Linked DNA regions of Homo sapiens: region 2 is linked to region 1. A link is a contact called in ENCODE Hi-C or POLR2A ChIA-PET data. All regions are on one chromosome and are shown on one strand. Each heading gives the region's core, a stretch centred on a gene start or an enhancer-like site at or near the end of the contact. The rest is flanking DNA. Distances are from core to core; before and after follow the strand shown.

Region 1 (5,599 bases), core at 2,121-4,620:
TTTATGGCTGTGTAGTATTCCATGGTGTATATGTACCATATTTCTTTTATCCGGTCTACCATTGATGGACATCTAGGTTGATTCCATGTCTTTGCCATTGTGAATAGTGCTGCAGTAAACATACGTGTGTATTTGTGTTTTGGGGGGAATGATATATTCCTCTGGGTATATACCCAGTAATGGGATTGCTGATTCAGGTGGTAGTTCTAAGTTATTTGAAAATCTCCAAACTGCTTTCCATAATGACTGAACTAAACATTCCCACCAGCAGTGTATAAACATTCTCTTTACTCCACAACCTCGCTACCTCTTATTTTTTGACTTTTTAATAATAGCCATTCTGATTAGTGTGAGATGATACCTCACTGTGATCCAAAACCTTAATGTTGGATACTTATTTCCAACTCCCTATTTTTTTAGTATTTCCTGAGACTAGATTCTACATATGGAACTTAGTGAGTGTGAGCAGTTTATGACTTGTGACTATATTGCCAGATTGCCATTTAGAAATACATATTAATGTATTATTTTATTATTCCTGTGGGGTGCCTGTTTCATCATATCCTCACCAGCACTGAGTACTGGATTTTTTAGTTTTGGTTATTATTTGCCCTTTTTTTTGAGACGGAGTCTCGCACTGTTGCCCAGGTTGGAATGCAATGGCGTGATCTCAGCTCACCACAACCTCCACCTCCCAGGTTCATGTGATTCTCCTGCCTCAGCCTCCCGAGTAGCTGGGATTACAGGCGTACACCACCACATCCGGCTACTTTTTTGTGTTTCACTATGTTGGCCAGACTGGTCTCGAACTCCTGACCTTGTGATCCACCTGCCTTGGCCTCCCAAAGTGCTGGGATTACAGGCATAAGCCACCGCACCCGGCCTTGCCAATATTTCTTTAGAAGTCTATGTTTTCGGCCGGGCGTGGTGGCTCACACCTGTAATCCCAGCACTTTGGGAGGCTGAGATGGGTGGATCACGAGGTCAGGAGATCGAGACCATCCTGGCTAACACAGTGAAACCCCGCCCCTACTAAAAATACAAAAAATTAGGCGGGCATGGTGGGCAGACGCCTGTAGTCCCAGCTACTCGGGAGGCTGAGGCAGGAGAATGGCATGAACCCGGGAGGCAGAGCTTGCAGTGAGCTGAGATCGTGCCACTGAACTCCAGCCTGGGCGACAGAGCGAGACTCCGTCTCAAAAAAAAAAAAGTCTATGTTTTCTTCTCATTTTGTATTGGATTCTTTATAGGTTAGCAATTTTCTGGCATTTTTGTAGCAAATACTTTTCATCGTTCTGTTATTTGTTTTTAAATTTCAGATAGGATGTCCTTAATTGCTATCTACTGTTTTCTTTGTCACTTCTCACTCTTCCTTTATACTTATAAAGTCTGCACTTTTTTTTTTTTTTTGGATGGAGTTTTGCTGTGTCACCCAGGCTAGAGTACAGTGGTGTGATCTCAGCTCACTGCAACCTCTGCCTCCCGAGTTCAAGTGATTCTCCTGCCTCAGCCTCCCAAAGTGCGGGGATTACAGGCGTGAGCGGCCGCGCCTGGCCCAAAGTCTACACTATTCAGAGAGCAGACTCAATAATGTTTGAAATAACACAGTGTTTGATGTCAGAAAGGCCTAGATTAGAATCTGTCTCATAGAAATGAATGCTGGTTGTTTTAAAGCTTAAATAAAATAATTTAAGTTTAAAAATCAAGCATGAAGGCTGGGATACTCACTCCATTTCTTTTGGTTCTGTTTACTAGAAAAGAAAAATCATCGAAGACAAAATGCGAATGCCCAATAAACATGAAGTATGCTCAACCTGCTTAATAATTTCAGAATAAAAAATTAAATTGGTTACCATTTTCTGTCCATCATATTGGCAAAAATTTAAGAGATAATGTCTAGGGTAAAAGAGGATATGAAGAAAGGGAAACTCACTCAACGGGACTGTGAATTGTGTGACTTGCTAAAGTTTTTTGGAAAGCAATGGCTATCTTTACTAGAGTTTTAAAATGTACATTTTTTTGACCTACCATTTCAAATTTAAGAAATCTATCCTTTAAATATACAAAACTACAAAAGGGTATATGTAAAAAGCTTACCTTCGTATGGTTTGTAATAGCAAAACAATGACAACAACTTAAATGTTCATCTGTAAGGAAATCGTTAAATAAATTGATTTAAAATTTTTTCCCACTAGAATTAAGTTTCCCAAGAATAGGGATTTTTAATGGTGATGATTACTGCTGTTTTCCCAGCACTTAGAACATAGTAAATATTCAAAAGAAATGATTGAATAAATAGATAAAATTATATCTTTGTTTACATAATGCAATAGACATTTTAAAAATTGATGTGATTTATGTGTAATGACCTGGTGAAATATCCATGATATATTATTAAATGATAAAAGCAAGTCACAAAGTAAAGTGTGACTTCATTTTTGTTTTTTTTAAAGGACAGAAAAGAAAGAACAAGATTTTAAATGTAATACGTATTTGTGTAAGCACAGAAAAATTCTCGAAATGACATCCAACAGTGTTAACATTGTTAATAGAGGGATGGAATTGAAAGGATGGAGAAGTTACTTTTTTCTTTTCACATTTCTGCGTTGTTTAACCTTCTTGGAAGGAATTGTTTGTCCAAGCCCTTAGCTCAAACCAAACTAGACTTTGCTATGGGAAAATGAGTAGGCTCGAATTCGCACACACATCAGGGAACAGTGACCTTGATACTGTTACGTATTCTTTGTACAATATTGGTTTGTTGCCTTTTTTAAAGTATCTGTTGAACACTGGTAAATTTTGTTCCCCGCCTCTCTGGTAATCGCTCGACCTGTTCTTTCCAGCAGGTATTTCTCCTGCAGAACCTGCTGGCTGGCCCCCGCCCTTATCTCTGGACTGCTTTGGAACCAGCGCGGCTTCTGTGTGGCAGCTACTGAGTGCACGCTCGACCTTTGCCACCCTCCGCGCTGATGGAAACTGGAGGAGGATGTGGTTTAGACACAATGTGGCCCAAGCGTCCTTGTTTCCTGAATATACCCCAAAGTACAAGTCCCATCTCCAGTTTTGAAAGAATTCCCCGAGGAAAGGGGCTTGAGTGGAGTGGGTGGAGGTGAGAGGGGAAGATGAGGTGTTGGAGAAGCCCGGCGCACGGGGCCTCTATTAATATTAACTTTTATTAAGAGTTGGCCTTTCCCCGGGGCTTCACAAAGCAGGAAGTCAAGGGCAGTGGAACAGGGAAGGGAACTGGCAGGAAGAGAAGACCTTGAGTAAATTATTTAGCTGTGACACGAGATTAAGAGTGACCCCACCCTCCTCCCTGCCCCACACACCCTAAAGTGGGCCCAGGTTGGGGAGCAGCGCTCCAGCTGCCACTAATCATGGAAGCCCAGAGGCGAAATCAGCTTCCCGGGGACCCAGAAAATTGCTGGAGTCTGGCGAGGGGCAAATCAGGAAGTGTCTTTGTCGGAGATGGGACGGAACCCGGCTTCGGGGCGCAACCGGGCTCTGGGGGAGACCGCGTTTGTCCAGGTGGCAGGCCGCGCCTTCTGATGGCTGTGAAGAGAAGGAGCGGGGGTTTTAAGAGCCACAGCGCCACCGAGAGAGTGGAAAGGAGTAGATTAGCTCGCGCCTGCTATGCGAGGCGACTCCCCCCGAGACCCACCCGCAGCCCAGCGCCCTTGGCCAGGAGGCCCGGAAAGCCACCGAGGCGGCCGAAAGGGGCCGCGGGGCACCCCTCAGCCCCTCCTGCGGCGGCTCCGGCTGCCCCTGCTCAGCCTCCCGCTCCCCGCCCGGAGTCCCAGCTCTCAGATCGGCCGCAGAGCTGGGAACAGAGGCCGCGGGGTCCAGGCCGTTCCGCCCGCTCAGCCGGAGCAGCAGCGCCGCCTGCCGGGGGCCTCGCGCAGGCGAGACAGGCCAGACGCCGGAGGCCGCGGGCGGCTGCAGCTTTGACGGGCCGAACACACCAGCGCTCCCGTTCCGCCTTTTGAAAATCAAATCCCTTGGGCCTGGTGCCACCATCGCTCAGCCCAGGTCTTCGACGACGGGTCGAAGGCCAGTGCTCCAGGCCTTCTTCACCGAGTGGCTTCGGCGCTTGCGGCCCAGGTTCCCCGCACCTCCGCGCCGTAGTTGCGCGCACCTTTTGAAAAGCTTGGCGTCTTCAGGTATAAGGACAAAAACAACCGCGGACATCACACCATTCCAAAGAAGAAAAAGAAAGTGCCCGGAATCTCAGGGCGCGACTTCCGGGGCGACGGGCGGCGGCGGAGAGGCGCTCCCCGGGCTTCCTACCCGGCAGGAGGCCGCGGCGCCGGGACCTCGCCTGCCCTCACCGCGCGCCACCTCTCGGGAGACGCCGCGAATCTCTCCAGGGAATCCCGGGCAGCGGCGCAGACCCAGCAAGGACCGGCAGCAGGCCGAGACCGGCCGTCTTGGGCGAGAGCAGCGGGACACGAGCCCCCGGGCGCCCGCTGGGAGCGCGGGGAGGCTCTGGGCTCAGGGAAGCTGCGCTCCGAGTGGCCTTGGAGGACGGTCAAGGAGCCCGGGCCCCGCGGCGGCCGGGAGTGGACGCGACTGGTCCGCGCCGGCCGCAGGGGAAGGGGCGGGTCGGCGCTGCCTGAGCTCTATCTGCTCTAATGGCTGGGGTAGATCCGCGGAGATACTTGAATACCAGGCCGAACGCTTCCCCAAGGCGTGTTGTAGACAACGGGCCCATTTGAGCATGTGCAAAGAACAAATTTCATCCATTTTTCTGTCTAAAACATTCAAAGACTCAAATCTAGACAATAGTTTCTCTGAGGTAGAAGTGTTGGGGGTGGGGGGTGGGTGGGAATAAACTAAAAGTTGGGGTAATGAGCTTGTTTCTTGTCTATTTTGTCTGACTATAGATTTACAAAAGGAGCACCCTGCTTTACTCAGTAATACCAGGCCCTCCTAGAAACTTACCCACCAGCTTCACATGGCATGATCATTTGATGAATCGCTTTTTAGTTTCCCATTCCGGACAAATATCCACCCAAGAGAACCAATCATAACACTGGATGTATTAACGCATGTCAAGACTCTCACTTCTCTGTAGAAATGAGAAATAAATGTCGATTGTTGGTTTTCTGTAGACTTGTGATCACGCCCAGGAACTGTCATTTTCCAGTTACCAGAATCTGAATCATTGTCTAATGTGCCACGTATATAACAATATATCACTAACAGCGATCTAAAAGCGTAAAGATGTTTACGTAAAATTCATAGATTTGATGAAAATAATAGGAATGAATGAAAATAAATACAAGAATCTGGATTTCTAAAATACGCATTATTTTTAACAAAGTGGTCCAAGGGAAAAATAATGTTTTAAGTTTTTATGTGCGGATTCCAGACAAGCATTCTTTCTTTTTGTTCTTCCTGCACTCTCCTACATTTCTATGTTGTTACTAGACAGTGATGTCTGGTTCTGACTTATTTATGTATTTTTTTCTATTTGTTTCTGGCAATGCACATAATAAGAAATACACATAGCAATATTCTTGCTGTTGTTGTTCATAACCACTGAGAAAAAAAAGCAGCAACAAGTAGGAATAAAAGAAGCCTCAGCCACAGAATGGCA
Region 2 (5,599 bases), core at 1,548-4,047, 320 kb after region 1:
GACATAATGCCATGTTTTAAAAATAGTGTTAAACATGTATATTATAAAACATTTGGCAAATACAAAATAGTGTATAGAAAAGAATAATAATCCTCCCTTTAAAAGGTTACCATTGTTACCATCTGCTATATTTTCTTCTAGTTGGTTTACTATGGCTGTACTACATGTTGGGTTATCTTCCGTTCACTTAAAATATCATGAGCATTCCGAAGTCATTCGAGACAGTTAACAGAATGAAAGTATAGGTTGGTGTTCAATTGGAAAACATGATGGTATTTGAAGCATTAAAAAATACATGTTTTTTTATTATAAACCTGATAAAATGTTTGCTCCAGAAAAATTTATCTCAGTGATAACTCAAATTATTTATAAAAATTATTTCTGAGGAACAAATTTGTATTGTGCTATAAAAGGAAATGTTTTTGAATGTATGAACTTTAGTTATTCTTTGGTTATTTTATTATATAATGCCTATTTTTATTGATACTGAAGCTAGTTTGTCTTATGGAATTGTAATAAATGTTTACACTATTCTAAAATACAAGAGCACATTGTGATACACAAGGGGTTTATAGTAAATATCATGTCTTCTGTATTTTTGAGAAAGATTTATGAATGCCTGTATTTTCAAGTCATCTTCTTATGAATTACTCTAGCAGTTCCTACAGAGGTTGACAGCTACCATAGCCTATTCCCTCTAGAACCACTGCCACCTCCCAACCGGATACAGAAATCAAGTAATTTTGGATATATTACATCTTGCTACAAAGCTGTAAACAGCAAAGATGATCTGCCATATTGCCTTCGGAGGATACATGGTAAGGAAGATAAGTTATCTTCTTTTATAATCGTATCATTGAGGCTAAGATTATTCAAACCTTCTTGAATATATTATTTAATATATGAATTAAAAATTTTTATTTGGAAATTAGTACCTCATGAGCAATGTATAAATATGGCAATTTTTTTCCATTTCTGATGGAATATGAAGGAGACGTCAATTAGAGTTTACTGGAGTAGAAAAATTGTCTTCCAGGTTTTCGTCTTGTTAACACAAAGTGCATGGTGTTGGTCGACATGTGGAAGAAAATTCAACACTCAAATATCGTAACTTTGCGTGAAGTATTTACCACTAAAGCATTTGCTGAGCCCTGTGAGTAACTTGTAATTTGTCTTTCTGCTGGTGAGCTTCATTATTTGAAGCCAGCTTTCAGTAATGAGTGTTTGTGTTTTATTTTAAGCTCTTGTGTTTGCATATGATTTCCATGCTGGAGGAGAAACTATGATGAGCAGACACTTTAATGACCCTAATGCTGATGCCTACTTCACCAAGAGAAAGTGGGGTAAGAAAAAGATGCAGGCAAACTATATTTTGACTAATGCTTTTGCTCTGTGGAAGAGTAGTTTTCTATTTTAAAATACGTATAATTTTTCCCTGTAATCATTTAGTTTAAAGACTCTATTACATTTTGTACTAGTTGTTTTCATGTTCCTGATAAAGACATACCCGAGACTGGGCAATTTACAAAAGAGAGAGGTTTAATGAACTTACAGTTCCATGTGGCTTGGGAGGTCTCACAATCATGGCAGAAGGTGAAAGGCATGTCTCACATGGCGGCAGACAAGAGAAGTGAATGAGAGCCAAGTAAAAGGGGTTTCCCCCTGTAAAACTGTCAGATCTCATGAGACCTATTCACTACCACGAGAACAGTATGGGGGAAATTACCCCCATGATTCAGTTATCTCCCACCAGCTCCCTCCCACAACACTGTGGGAATTATGGGAGTTACAATTCAAAATGAGATTTGGGTGGGGACGCAGCCAAACCATATCACATTTTAAAAAGAAATATGTCAAAGAAATGGAGATGATGGTCAAGAAGTTAGGAAATAATGTCTTTTGCATATTTACTAAGATAAGATAGATTTTTGAAGACTCACATAGATATCAGATATTTAACTGGAAATGTGTTAAAATTGTTTTTCTCTTTAAAATGTTTTTCTTTTAAAAATATGATGCTTTCTTAATAAAGGTGACTTGGAAAATTCAATAGCTTAGAAATAGTCTCTCTGGCTTCCCTGCCTAAGTACAACCATTGTGAATCTTTTAGTACATTTCTTTTCAATCTTGCTTTGTTTTGTTTTTGTCTCCTTTTGCATTGTTTTTTGTTTTAACCTTTTATATCATATTACATCTTTTCTTTATTATAGGTATTTTCCCCATAGTTTTTATATTCTCTGAATATAATTTAATGATTCCTATTATGACTATATTGTTCTTTATGTAATTATTTCCCTAAACAAATGCTTTTGTTTGAAGGTTGGATTCCATGTTACTTAATCTAAGGTTTCAAAATAGAATTTTAAGTAACTTTTCCTTAAACATGAAATATTTTCTTCTTTGTCCCTTTCTAATATATACTTAAAGAATTGTTTTATCATTGAGATTTTGCAAACAACCAGAATACTTGAATTCTAACAAATGTGTGTTAAAGGGTAAATGATTTCAGAGAAAAGTAAATCCATTTTGAGATGTCTATTCATTAATTTATGTATTTAGGGAAGGTCTCAGTCTATGGGGGCAAGAAAGCAGCATCACGTTATTATGCTTTTTAATCTTAAGATTTTCTTGACTTGAAAATTAAAGAGGAGGGGAGAAAGATTTGAGTCCATATTCTAGTATCTTTCAGATTACAACTCCTTTCAAGACTCTAATTATAGACAAAAATATATTACTTCTGTTTACTTGTTACTTCTTTTTTTTTGCATCCTGACAGTTGAAAAAAGAAAGTTGTGGTTACATGGCTGTTTCACATTTAAAATCTGGTCATAGAATGTGGTCATTTTTTTCCTTTTGCTATGTCATCTGTAGACACATGCATAATTTTGTGGAAGGGGATGTGGTACAACTATTCTTATAGATGACTATAGTTGTTGCTCAAATTTATTTTGGTAGTAACACCTGTGAAATGACTGTTGGCTTTAATTTATAACTGTGTTTCTCAACTGCTTAAGTTTTTGTGGGGGCTGTCTTATGCATTTCAGAATGTTTATAGTGGCCTCTTCTGACTGAAGGGCCTGGCTTCTGCCTACTGAATGCCAGTAGCAATCCCCCTCTACCCCTATTGTAATGCCAGAAATATCTCCAGATGTTGCCAAATGCTGGAGTGGTTTCTTTTGAGAACCACTCTTTTATAGCATTCTTTTCCAGTAATTTTTTAATCATAATTATTCTGTTTTTGGTGTTCACTGATTAATATATTAATGTTTATATTTTCATAGGAAGTAGTCCTTTTTTCTAATAGTTTAAAATATTGTTTGAGTAGTCGTAACTTCCCTAACCATACCATACATGCATAAAAGCCTACCATTTTCTTACACTATGTAATTTATTATCTTAGCACAAGTGAAAAAAAAAAGCAAAGTATAAGAAATATATTGATTTAGAAAATGAGAAGAATAGCATACCATGTGGAGTTGATACGAGATTCAGAATGAGTCTATATCAGTAAAACAACTAGAACAGAGTCTGGCACACAGTAAGCACTATATGTTTGCTGCAAAAACTCTTGTTTCCTTATTACTACATTAATTAAATAGTTTCATTTAAACAGTTCATAGTCATTTTTCACATTGTCTTGGCATTTGTTACCGGTCCCATTTTTTTGAGCCTTCTTACACATATTTCCAGAGTATATTATCTTCTGTTCTGTCCAAATTGAGAGATAATTATTTTTAATTTTGTATGTGCTGCTTACCAGAAATTTTATTCCAAGCCATAAGTACATATTTGCTATTTATTATAAGTACATAATTAACCATTTAATTATGTTGCTTTTTATAACTGATTCACAAAAGGTTGTTTTACAACAATATGAATATAAGATCAGCAGGGTGTAGGGACTCATGCTTGCAATCTCAGCACTTAGGGAGGCTGAGGCAGGTAGATCATTTGAGCCCAGGAGTTGGAGATCAGCCTGGGCAATGTAGCAAAAGTGTCTCTACAAAGAAAAGAATATAAGGTCATATTCCTTGGAATAATTACAAAATCTTGATTAAATTTATATGTCTCCTTTTCTACTGATTTACAACATATTAACAATGACCTAGAAAATATTATCAAAAACCACTTAATGAGTTGATAGAATCCACCTTTGTGGTAGAGGGGCCTGAGTGATATAAGGAAAACAAACATTCAACATAAGTGATGGTAGAGACTTTTATTTCCATCAAGCCACACAATGAACAGCTCTCACATGCCTAAACAATAATACAGGGTAGGATTAGCCAGCCACATTTTAAGTAGAAAAACCTCTACGGTTTCTGTTTTTATATTTATTTGGTTAACAATTACATATAAATTCTTACTTTAAGTAATTTTTATTCAATAATTAAGTGGTTACAGAAAAGAGCATTTCAGTGAGAGCCCTATTGCTGGTATCAATATAAAAGGCATAATCTCGGACAGGAATCTTTGGGCAATAGACTAAACTTAAATTACACACATACATACACACACATATATAAATTGACATGTTGTGCCATGAGTGTACATGAATTGTCTTTGCTAATTTTGATGTTAATGCTTTAGTCTTTTAGTTGATTACTTAAGATGTCATTTTTTGGATTTCTTTGCTGTATAGGTCAGCACGAGGGACCATTGCCCAGGCAGCATGCTGGATTATTGCCAGAATCTCTTATTTGGGCATATATTGTCCAACTAAGTTCTGCATTGCGTACCATTCATACAGCAGGTTTGGCATGTCGAGTTATGGATCCAACAAAGATTCTGATAACTGGCAAAACAAGGTACTAGCATTTTGAGTTTTGGTTTCTTTTATTGAGCGTCTTACCTTTGACAGCTTAGTAAACAAAACATGATTGTTTTAATTCTGCCTTTTCATATATTCCATCCAGAAGAACTTCTGTAACTTTGAATTCATTTGTAAGCTTTTTAAAGAAAAAAAAAAAGTTGAACTCTGAATAAAATGCCTGGTTATTAACCAAAAATCTTGGGAAAGGTTAGGGAAGTATATGTGGTTAGGGTTAGGGGAATATAAAAATAATATCAATACAACTTTTCTATGTAGCACCATGGTTCACAAATTCTAGCATGAATCAGAATCACCTGGAGGACTTACAAAACACAGCTTGCTGGGCCCTACCCCCAGAGATTTTCATTCATAAGTCTGCATTGGGGCCTAAGTATTTGCATATTTAACAAGTTTCTAGGTGTTGCCATTGCTGCTGTTGAGTCACATGCTTTGAGAACAACTGGTACAGTTATCAGTCTTGTCTTCACCTGAGTTTTGAGTTGCTGTAATTTTGTGATTGTCTTGGGCTGCATAACATAAAGAGCTGAAGATCTGGTACCAAGTTATTTAAGTTCATATCCTGGCTTTGATAGTTTACTGTCGATATGCCGTTGAACAAGTTACTTCTTCAAATTGTGTTTTGACAACCTTATTAGACAAGTGTACTACTAACTCCATTCTGCTTATTTATGAGGTACCCCTCATAAAGTTATTGAGGGATTTGAATGAGTCATGTAAAATGCTTAGAACAGTGTCTGGTACATCTTTTGCAAGTGTTAGAAAGCT

What was found. Hi-C counts contacts between places; a loop is a spot of excess contacts on that map. ChIA-PET counts read pairs that join two places held with the same protein, here RNA polymerase II (POLR2A). Pooled maps may share reads with other maps.
Region 2: a pooled map shows a loop between it and region 1 (2.8-fold over the local background). The contact joins the enhancer-like site here to the promoter of LINC00543 in region 1. A Hi-C loop is called at or near these places in 2 of 50 pooled maps. POLR2A ChIA-PET finds 5 or more read pairs at or near these places in 2 of 52 experiments (Caco-2 and common myeloid progenitor, CD34-positive).

The regions. Positions count from the first base shown.
Region 1 is chr13:27,950,156-27,955,754 of GRCh38, forward strand. It overlaps LINC00543 (long intergenic non-protein coding RNA 543), which reads left to right and starts at 3,371. Exons shown (of 1, transcript NR_135254.1): 1 at 3,371-5,208. RefSeq lists a silencer at 3,561-3,950.
Region 2 is chr13:28,266,059-28,271,657 of GRCh38, forward strand. It overlaps PAN3 (poly(A) specific ribonuclease subunit PAN3), which reads left to right. Exons shown (of 19, transcript NM_175854.8): 10 at 657-818; 11 at 1,037-1,153; 12 at 1,242-1,343; 13 at 4,643-4,808. Among named protein-coding and RNA genes, the nearest start is that of PAN3-AS1, 130 kb to the left of the region's middle. Within about 2 kb of position 2,798, at least 3 of the 41 ENCODE cell types and tissues checked have a DNase peak (open chromatin) inside an H3K27ac peak, as active enhancers do.